2 separate regions of the Homo sapiens genome follow, and region 2 is linked to region 1. Evidence: chromatin contacts called from ENCODE Hi-C or POLR2A ChIA-PET data. All regions are on one chromosome and are shown on one strand. Each heading gives the region's core, a stretch centred on a gene start or an enhancer-like site at or near the end of the contact. The rest is flanking DNA. Distances are from core to core; before and after follow the strand shown.

Region 1 (4,301 bases), core at 520-3,019:
ATTTATACTTGATTCCTTTTTTTTTTTTTTTTTGAAATGGAGTCTCACTCTGAGACCCAGGCTGGAGTGCAGTGGCACGATCTCGGCTCACTGCAACCTCTGCCTCCCAGGTTCAAGCAATTCCCTTGCCTCAGCCTCCCAAGTAGCTGGGATTACAGGTGCACACCAACATGCCCAGCTAATTTTTGTATTTTTAGTAGACACAGGGTTTCACCATGTGGGTCAGGCTGGTCTCGAACTCCTACCTCAGGTGATCCACCAGCCTCAGCCTCCCAAAGTGCTGGGATTACAGGCGTGAGCCACCACGCCCGGCCTATACTTGATTCTTTTTATGATTTCTTGTTTTCATTTCATATTGCTAATATTATACCTTATTTAAAAATATGCATACATAAATTTTTAATCTGTCCATTCTAATACCTCTGGTTTCTATGGAATCTATAATTCAAGTTGTTGGTTTTCCTTTTTCTTTCTTTTTTAAAAAAATTAGTGCTTCTCTTTAGATCCAGCTTCCATTTCTTTAGGGTATAGATTATTCTGTCCAGCAATGCCAATGACTGAAGGGTTGAAGGTCAAACTTCCGTCTGCACTGACCTGCCTTGATGAGTTTGAGATGGGGATAGAGCGAAGCATGCACCTAGAGTGGTGGGTTTCAGGCATCAGGAAACCAGAGTATATCACTCCTCATCCACCACACAGCTCCTCAGATGTATTCTTTACTTTAGAAAGAACTAGCATCCGGGAAAGGCGATGGTAATCCACCAGCCCTGGCGGTTTAGAGGGAGAGAGTTGGGCAGTGACCACCTGTGGCCCATCCATCATTGTCTATTTTTTTTCTCACTCCCACCCAGGCACAGGGCTTCCACACTACCCTAGTTTTACATCCCAGGAGCACTTGTTCAAGAGTTCTAAGCTCGTGCCGTGTCTGTCCCAAAACAGTGAGAGTGAGAGGGAGGAGAAATGAAGTCTAAGAAGCAACAGCTTTTATTTCATCCTTCTACAGCAGCCTGGATACCTTTTGCTTTAGGCTAAGACCTTTCCAGATACACATACTTGACAGTTAAAAAGAGTTTCTGTCTCCCCAGGGGTTCCTCATAGCTCTCTCTACCTCTCAGTGTTTTTCTCTATAGTTCCCTAGAGCTGCTAAGTCAGCTATTTCAGCATCTTCTTTGGAATTCCACTTGACTTTTCCTTCTTACAGGCTACATGCTGTCTTTCCCCATCTGCCTTCCTTTAAAACATAGGTATCCCTGGGATGGCAGCACGCTGAGTGCCGCTGTCAGCAGGTGCACTGGGTCAGCTCTCCTTATGAACTGGAAGAGGGATGAGTGCCTAGGGTAAATGGAAGGAGAACTGACCAGAAGTTAGGATGGGGCTTGTGTCTCATTCAGTCCCAGACTTGCTGGGTGGCTTTAGACAAGTCGCTTCACTTCCCTAAGCCTCAATATTCTCTTCTGAAAAGTCAAGTGAATAATAACACCCACCTCATTGGGCTGATGAAAGATTCAGATGAGAAATTGGATGTGAAAGGACTTTGAAACTGTAACATGAGGTGATTTTATTGATCATCTGGAGGCAGGGAAAGAAGCCTTGGGGTAGGTGAAAATTCACTTTGCCAACCTCAAAATTGCACTAAGTGTTGGCCCTGTTAAAAAAGCCTGATGCAACTGAACATTCCCTTAATATAGAGAATGACGAATCTGTATTTGTTGCCAGAGTTGTCACATTCTTCCAAGAGTGCAGACTTTTATGGGCCCCTGGAAGCTCCGCCGGGGTCTATTTCTGAGGATGGGAACATTGTGCTTCGTTGGCAGGCTTCTTAAACCAAGGCCTCTTGTGGTCATTGAAGAATCTGGGTCTGCCTTTTCAATGTTGGGGTCAAGGTATTAGATCCAGTCAGCCAATGTTCGCTGATTTGGATTCACAGCTTCTGCTAAACTTGGTGCATTTTGCTTCTTTGTTTGATGGGGGTCTTTTTCTAGTCTTGTTAGATGACTGAGAAGTGGGAAAATAGAATGGAGCTGGTCCAAATCAAAGACAAGTAGCAGAGGTGGAAATGAATAAGAATAATGTGTTCTCTGGGAATTTATACAAGGACAAGGCTAATGAGACTTTGTTTTCAATTACTTAAAATGTAGTTTGTCATTGAAAAGATGATGTAATGTCTTTAAAACAGAAAACAAGCCAGAATCCCACACCATATCCAACTATTTGTATTTTTGCACATTCTTATCTATTTCTTGTCTTTTCATCATGCATGCATAATGTATATTTCATTTTATGGCCTGAATTTTTTTCACTTAACATTACATAATAAGCATTTTCCTTTTAAAGTTTGCATTTTCATGACTAGCTAATATAATTTTTGATGCTGTTTTATAATTAATAATGCCATTCCCTTACTTGAGACCTTGGAGTTGTCTTTAACTTTTTGTTTATTTGCTTGCTTTTTTGCTATTGTAGTGTCATGAACATCTTTGTACATTTTGCTTTTTGCTGTTATTGAGTTATTACCTTTGCATAAATTCCAAAATTCCTAACAGTGACATGGCTGGGAAATTATGTCTAGGCATCTTTATGACTCTTGTATTCTATTTTCAAAAAACAAAAAAAAAACATCTTTCAAGCATTCACTGTTTGCTCAAAGATTTTTCTACTTTAATATGTAAGTGTTTCAAATTTGTTTTCTTTTGTACTTTACTGTTTAACAGCAAAGTTTAATGCTTTCCATGTGTTTTGGGTTTCTTTAAATCATATTATTAAAATTAAAAAATATTCTGCCATATGTTTTCAGAATTTTTTGAAAACACCCAAGAAAATATCCCAAAAAATATTTCCTAAGGAGTTCACATTTCCAAATTAATCAGCTATAAGTGCTTTGTGGCCACAAAGCAAACAGAAGTGTCAAGCTAATTTGTCTTTCATTTATCTCATTAAGTGACTCTCATGTGTAATTCAAGTCCTGTCAGCAGTGTTTTAAGGAATATTGAAAAAAGACAGGGACATTACCCCCCAAAAGTTTCCATTCCAGTAAAGTTATTATCATATGACTGACCAGCCTTCAAAAATTGCTCAGTGTTGTAAGAAAAGGACAGAATAAGAGCTATGGGATTCAGAGAATGGGGAGATTATTTCCAGCTTGAGTGACAGAATGTGAAGAGTCAGAGAAGGCTTATTGGAGGAAATTGTATCTGAGCTGAATGAATAGGATGTGAGGTAGGGCCTATCTTAGGGTAGCAGAGGGAAGTGAGCTGGTGAGAATCTTTTGCCCATCTTATGTGAGGGAGCTCTTGACATTTTAACTGTCTTCTAAATTGTAGCCACTCCTTTCCAGATTGGGAAATGGAGTGAGGCAGCGATGACCAATTCATGGTCACATGAAAGGGACAGTTCACATGAAAGGGACAGGTTTCCACATAATGCGGCTTAAAAAAAAAAAAAACTTGAAGAAAACAAAAAGGGGCCAGTTTCAACTGACTCCATATAGGTCTTTCAACTTTCCATTTTGAAAGACCTATAATTCGCAATGAAGTTTATTACCTTCCAATCCCTTCTATAACTTGGCAGACAAAGAAATCGAGGTATTATTTGTTGCCCTGGAATAGACACATAAGGCTACTTGCTACTGGATGCGAATAGTCCAGAACCCTGGCTGTTCTGTTCCTGCTGATTGATGGTTCAGGAGGCTGAAAGGATCAAGATCTGGGCACTCTTAGGACCCACTGGGCAAACACTACATGGAAAGTTCTGCAGGTAGGTAAAGATGATTAATAAAAACAGTTTCCAGACCTAATCAGCGTGATATATAATAAATGAATTGGGCATTGAGACTGGTAAAGAAAAAAAATTATTATGGCCCTTGATTGGTCCTACCGTCACCACGCTGTCTACCATAAGATAGAGAATTTTTAGTGTTACACAGAAAATAACATAATACAACTCTGAAATTTTGATCATTTGTGTGATCAGATAAGTTGTGTTTTGCATTATCATTCAAAGAGCAAAAGCCTTCACTAGCACTCTTTTTTCCACCTACAACAGAAGTTGTCTCAACAATAGCTTAGACATCGATTAGAATAATAGGTTTGAAGGTACCTTAGGCGCTTCTAATCCACTCTTTTTCCCAGTGAAAGAATCCTTTCCATAGTTTTTCTGATAAGCCACTGGCACCCACTAACAACCCAAGCCTGAAAAGCATCCAAAGACCGGATATTTACCTATGAAACATGTTATGGACCAGTTGATGATAATAATGTTTTGCACTTACCTGATGATGTCATTTCAGTAGGTTCAAAACAAGG
Region 2 (4,301 bases), core at 484-2,983, 150 kb before region 1:
GAGTCCAAAAGGTTGAGGCTACAGTGAGCTGAGATCATGTGTCTGCACTCCAGCCCAAGTGGCAGACCGAGACTCTGTCTCAAAAAATAAAAGAAAAAAATAAAGATACAGAGAGACAAAGAGCAAATGAACAGAATATAACCACTTCATTTCTTTCTTCCTTTCTTTCCATATACCCCTTACGTTTTTATCCTGTCTTCCTCACCATCTTAACCTCCCCTTACATGATTTGGTTGTTTGCATTTTGGCCTTGTCTTGTTTTTATTTTAGCTTTGTCTTTTAGTGCTTGTATTGGTTTTTAGTAAATGACAGAAAATTCTCTAAGTCAACCCCGGGTCTTTACAGTGGGCTACGTGCTCTAATCCCCAGTCTCCACTCCCTGCATCTTTAGCCTCTCCCTGTCTCTCCCTCCAGTCCAGCCACACTTGACTGCTTACTGTTCCTTGGACATGCTAGGAGGAACCACCTCAGGGCCTTGCATTTGCTGTTTCATTTGCTGACTGCCTGCCCCACGCACCACCCTGCAAATTGCCACATGGCTGGCTAGTTCCCGTTCCAGGTCTTGCCTTAAATGTCATGTTTTCAGTGAGGTAGTCCCTGAGCATCCTATGTGAAATTGCATCACCCCTTCAACGCTCCTTACCCTCTTCTTGGTCTGCTTTATTCTCCAAAGCACGTGTAACTCTCTGACATACTCTGAATTTTACTCTTTTATCTTACTCATTGTCTGAGTTCTTCAATTAGAGTGTGACCGCTACAGGGGCGGGGCTTTTTGTCTGTTTTGTTCACTACCAAATGTGTCTATAACAGACCCTGGCGTATAGTAAGCAGTCGGGAAATACCTGATAAATAAATGAATGGAATAAGGGAATGGATAAAATTCTTACTGGTGCTAGACAAGATATAGTTTACATACGATACATCTCTAATAGTGTAAATTAAGTATATTAAATATTCTGTCAATTAATGTAATATTATTAAATATATTTAATAGTAATATTTAAACATTTCTTAAAAGTATATGACTTTGAAAAGAATACTGGACTGAAATTTAAAGAGTTGGGGTCAGTTCCGGAATCTTCAAAACAGATTCAACAGGGAAGAAGCATTTAATTTCCCTGCCTCGGTATCTACACTTGTGAAATGAGTATGATACTCTCTGTGTACCTCACGGGATTATCATGAGAATCAAATAACATATTGAATGTGGAAGTGTAAAAATGCAAAGGTAAATCACACGTATCCTCAAATCTCTGCCATGATAGAACGGTGGTATTAATGGTTAGTTATCATGTAATGAAGGAATTCAGAAAGTGCTCTTACTTATCCTCGTGGTGATAGCGACACACAGTATGACAAGAGCGCCGACTACTCTGTGGGACTTAATTGTCATGAGGTACCGTGCGGTTCTCTGAGAAACTTATCCTATGAAACCTGAGTGTCATTCGGGAGCTTATCAGCAGTGCTTCTTGAGGGGAAAGGAGAGCAGAGCAGCAGAGCCTGGCGATGTCATGGAATATTCCTTCCTTTCTTCCATTCCCCGAGCTCTGTGCTGTTGCATTTCTGGCTGCGTATTATTGACAGAGGAAATGCTGATTCATGGGTCTGAGTTATAGGAAACCTTGTTTCCTGGTGGAGAAACAAGCCCGGTGGTGCTGCCAGCATCCTCCTCTGCCAGTTTCTGCCACATGGCCCTGCTTCTGGGCCTGCACCCAGGCGGGCTGTGAAGCAGTAAGGCCAACTCAAGCGCGACCAATGAGGTCACTTTCCCTGGTGAACTGAACTAAGCTGAGACTCCTCTAGGGCCTCTGGAGGCTCTTCAGCTCTGATCTCACGATACCTTTCCAGCCCATCTCCAGCTGCTCCCTCTGGCTCCCCATGCTGCTGTCATACATGGCTACTCCCAGTTCTTTGTGAACACCTTGTATTTTCCAGTCTCTATGCCCTGGCTCATGGTGTTCCCTGCCTGGAATGGCCCCTGACCAAGTGTCGGCTCATTGAAATCCTACCCATGCTTCAACTCTGCTAAATTGCTTCTCGCTATGTGAAGCCTGCTAGATTTCCTTGTATTTTTTCCTTTCTTCCTTTCTTGCTTTTTTTTTTTGTAGGGGATTTTCAAATATACACATAAATAGACAGAATTATCTGATGAACTTCCATGTACCCTCGCCCAGCTTCAACAATTCTGATTCTTCTTGAACAGCACTTGTTCTTTCCTTCTTTGAGCTTCCTCAGCAGCTCTCATGTTCTGTGCATAACCCATAATTGCTGAATTGAGTGGGAAGAAGGTGACTCTGTGGATTTAGGGCGCTCCTTTTAGCCACCCCCCACAATAAGGAAACTGAGGCCCAGAGAAGTGAAGTGAGTTGCCCGATGTTATAAGACAGGTGGTGGCAAATTGAGATCAGATTCTTTTGAAGGGCCTCACAATCTAATTAGAAAGCATGGATAACATACTTATAACATGTATATGTTAGCAGATCTCAAGTACTACAGGGGCTCAAGTTATTAGTAAGTGTGTGTTGAATGAATAAATTAAACTTCCATTCAATTGATTAATGAGATGACCTCTTAAGCTTGGCACTGAGTAGTCCACTGGTCCTCTCCATTCTATCATCTGACATCAACATGCTGAAGGAGATTCCTGACTTCTGTGGAGAAAAATCCTATACAATTATAATGGCCAGTATGAGTTAGTGAGAAGTTTAAACTGGTAAATATTCAAAAATAAATTTTGTTTTCTTACTACATGGAGTAGAGAGTAGGCATTTTGTATCTGAAGAACCTAAATACTCAGAGTTAATTCTTACTGGAAAGGTAAGAATATAAATTAAGGGAGTCTGAAGTTCTGTGGCTTGAAGCACTTGTACATTTGATGACTTGGGAAAAAGACATAAAAAGTATGGCAAGATAAAGCAAGACATAAAAAGCCAGTCCTGGGATAATGGCAATTTTTCATCTTGATCCAGACCTATCTCAAACCTGGATCTTAGAAGTACGGCAAGGGGTCATTTGGATGTCCAGCCTGAGGTGCCCTGACTTTACTCTGTAGCCATGGGAACACAGATCCGGTCATCAGGCAAGCACCAAAGCTGTTGCCAGTGGGACAGGGTGGTGGATAGAAAATGTGTGTGACTTTTCTTCATAAAAGTGAGTTAAGACACAATTTGAGATTCTTTTTTTTTTTTTTTTTTTTTTTTTGAGACAGAGTCTCGCTCTGTCGCCCAGGCTGGAGTGCAGTGGCGCAATCTCAGCTCATTGCAAGCTCCGCCTCTTGGGTTCACGCCATTCTTCTGCCTCAGCCTCCCCAGTAGCTGGGACTACAGGTGCCCGCCACCATGCCCGGCTAATTTTTTGTATTTTTAGTAGAGAAGGGGTTTCACCGTGTTAGCCAGGCTGTTCTCAATCTCCTGACCTCGTGATCGGCCCAAAAAAGATGGCCTGAATCAGAGTCTTTCTGCAGGTTATGCAGAAGCAGCGCGTAATCACTGTATGCCTTGGCAGGTGTCGCACCCAGGCATCCACCAGGCATTCTGACAGCTCTGTCCCATGAGCTCATCTGAAGGATGGTGGTGGTCACCTCAATGCCTAGGTCACAGGGTGGTTCTGAGGTTCACCAAAGTAAAGGATGAGAGAATGATTTGTAACCTGCGAAGTGCCTCGTTAAGGTCCTGACAGCTTCATATCTGCTGTTCTTATTAGGGATAGCTAGTGGTACCTGCCAACATCAGAGACATTGCCCTGAAGGCGAGAGAGGATACAAAGAGGAGTTCTTAGAACTAGGGGTTGCATTTCCCATTTTAGTGTGGGCCAGAGACCCGGGTAAGGAGAGCACTGGGGACATTCCTGGAACTTTTGTCCCTTCCCTACACTCATCACTTTCTGTTGGTATCCCTGTGCAGATGATCATAAAATGTATCAAAATAAAACTTGCCCTAGGTGCCAGTTTTAGGGGCAGCAAGTTGAAGGGTGGGTACTTGCGAGGACATGGGGTGGTGAGAAGTGTTTTGCATTCTGTAGGCAGCCTGCAATTATGAAGAGAGAAAAATGGGTAGAATTTTAAACTTTGTGGGGGAAAAAGAGGATTTTAGGAGTACAGGGCAGAAGGATGGAATGTGCCCCTGAATTGGGCTGGTGGGGAGTCCTTTCATGTACAGGAAGGAATAAAATACTGCTAAAAGGAGATTTATGACATTCACTACAGTCAGATAGGATAGTAGATGACAGTTTGCTCTCTAAAATCCGTAAGGACACATTTCCTCCTAGGGAAAAGTATCCTTCCTCCCACCGCACCTGGCACA

What was found. Hi-C counts contacts between places; a loop is a spot of excess contacts on that map. ChIA-PET counts read pairs that join two places held with the same protein, here RNA polymerase II (POLR2A). Pooled maps may share reads with other maps.
Region 2: a loop to region 1 is called in a map of gastrocnemius medialis, with 2.4 times the contacts of the local background. The contact joins two enhancer-like sites. A Hi-C loop is called at or near these places in 1 of 168 maps with a recorded cell type or tissue (gastrocnemius medialis) and 1 of 50 pooled maps. POLR2A ChIA-PET finds 5 or more read pairs at or near these places in 3 of 52 experiments (CD8-positive, alpha-beta T cell, T-cell and WTC11).

Annotation. Positions count from the first base shown.
Region 1 is chr3:187,855,744-187,860,044 of GRCh38, reverse strand. The region is part of intron 2 of LOC105374264 (a long non-coding RNA gene); the gene reads left to right. Among named protein-coding and RNA genes, the nearest start is that of BCL6, 110 kb to the right of the region's middle. Within about 2 kb of position 1,769, at least 4 of the 41 ENCODE cell types and tissues checked have a DNase peak (open chromatin) inside an H3K27ac peak, as active enhancers do; they include gastrocnemius medialis, where a contact is called at or near this core.
Region 2 is chr3:188,004,308-188,008,608 of GRCh38, reverse strand. The region is part of intron 2 of LOC107986166 (a long non-coding RNA gene); the gene reads left to right. Among named protein-coding and RNA genes, the nearest start is that of LINC01991, 30 kb to the right of the region's middle. Within about 2 kb of position 1,733, at least 13 of the 41 ENCODE cell types and tissues checked have a DNase peak (open chromatin) inside an H3K27ac peak, as active enhancers do; they include gastrocnemius medialis, where a contact is called at or near this core.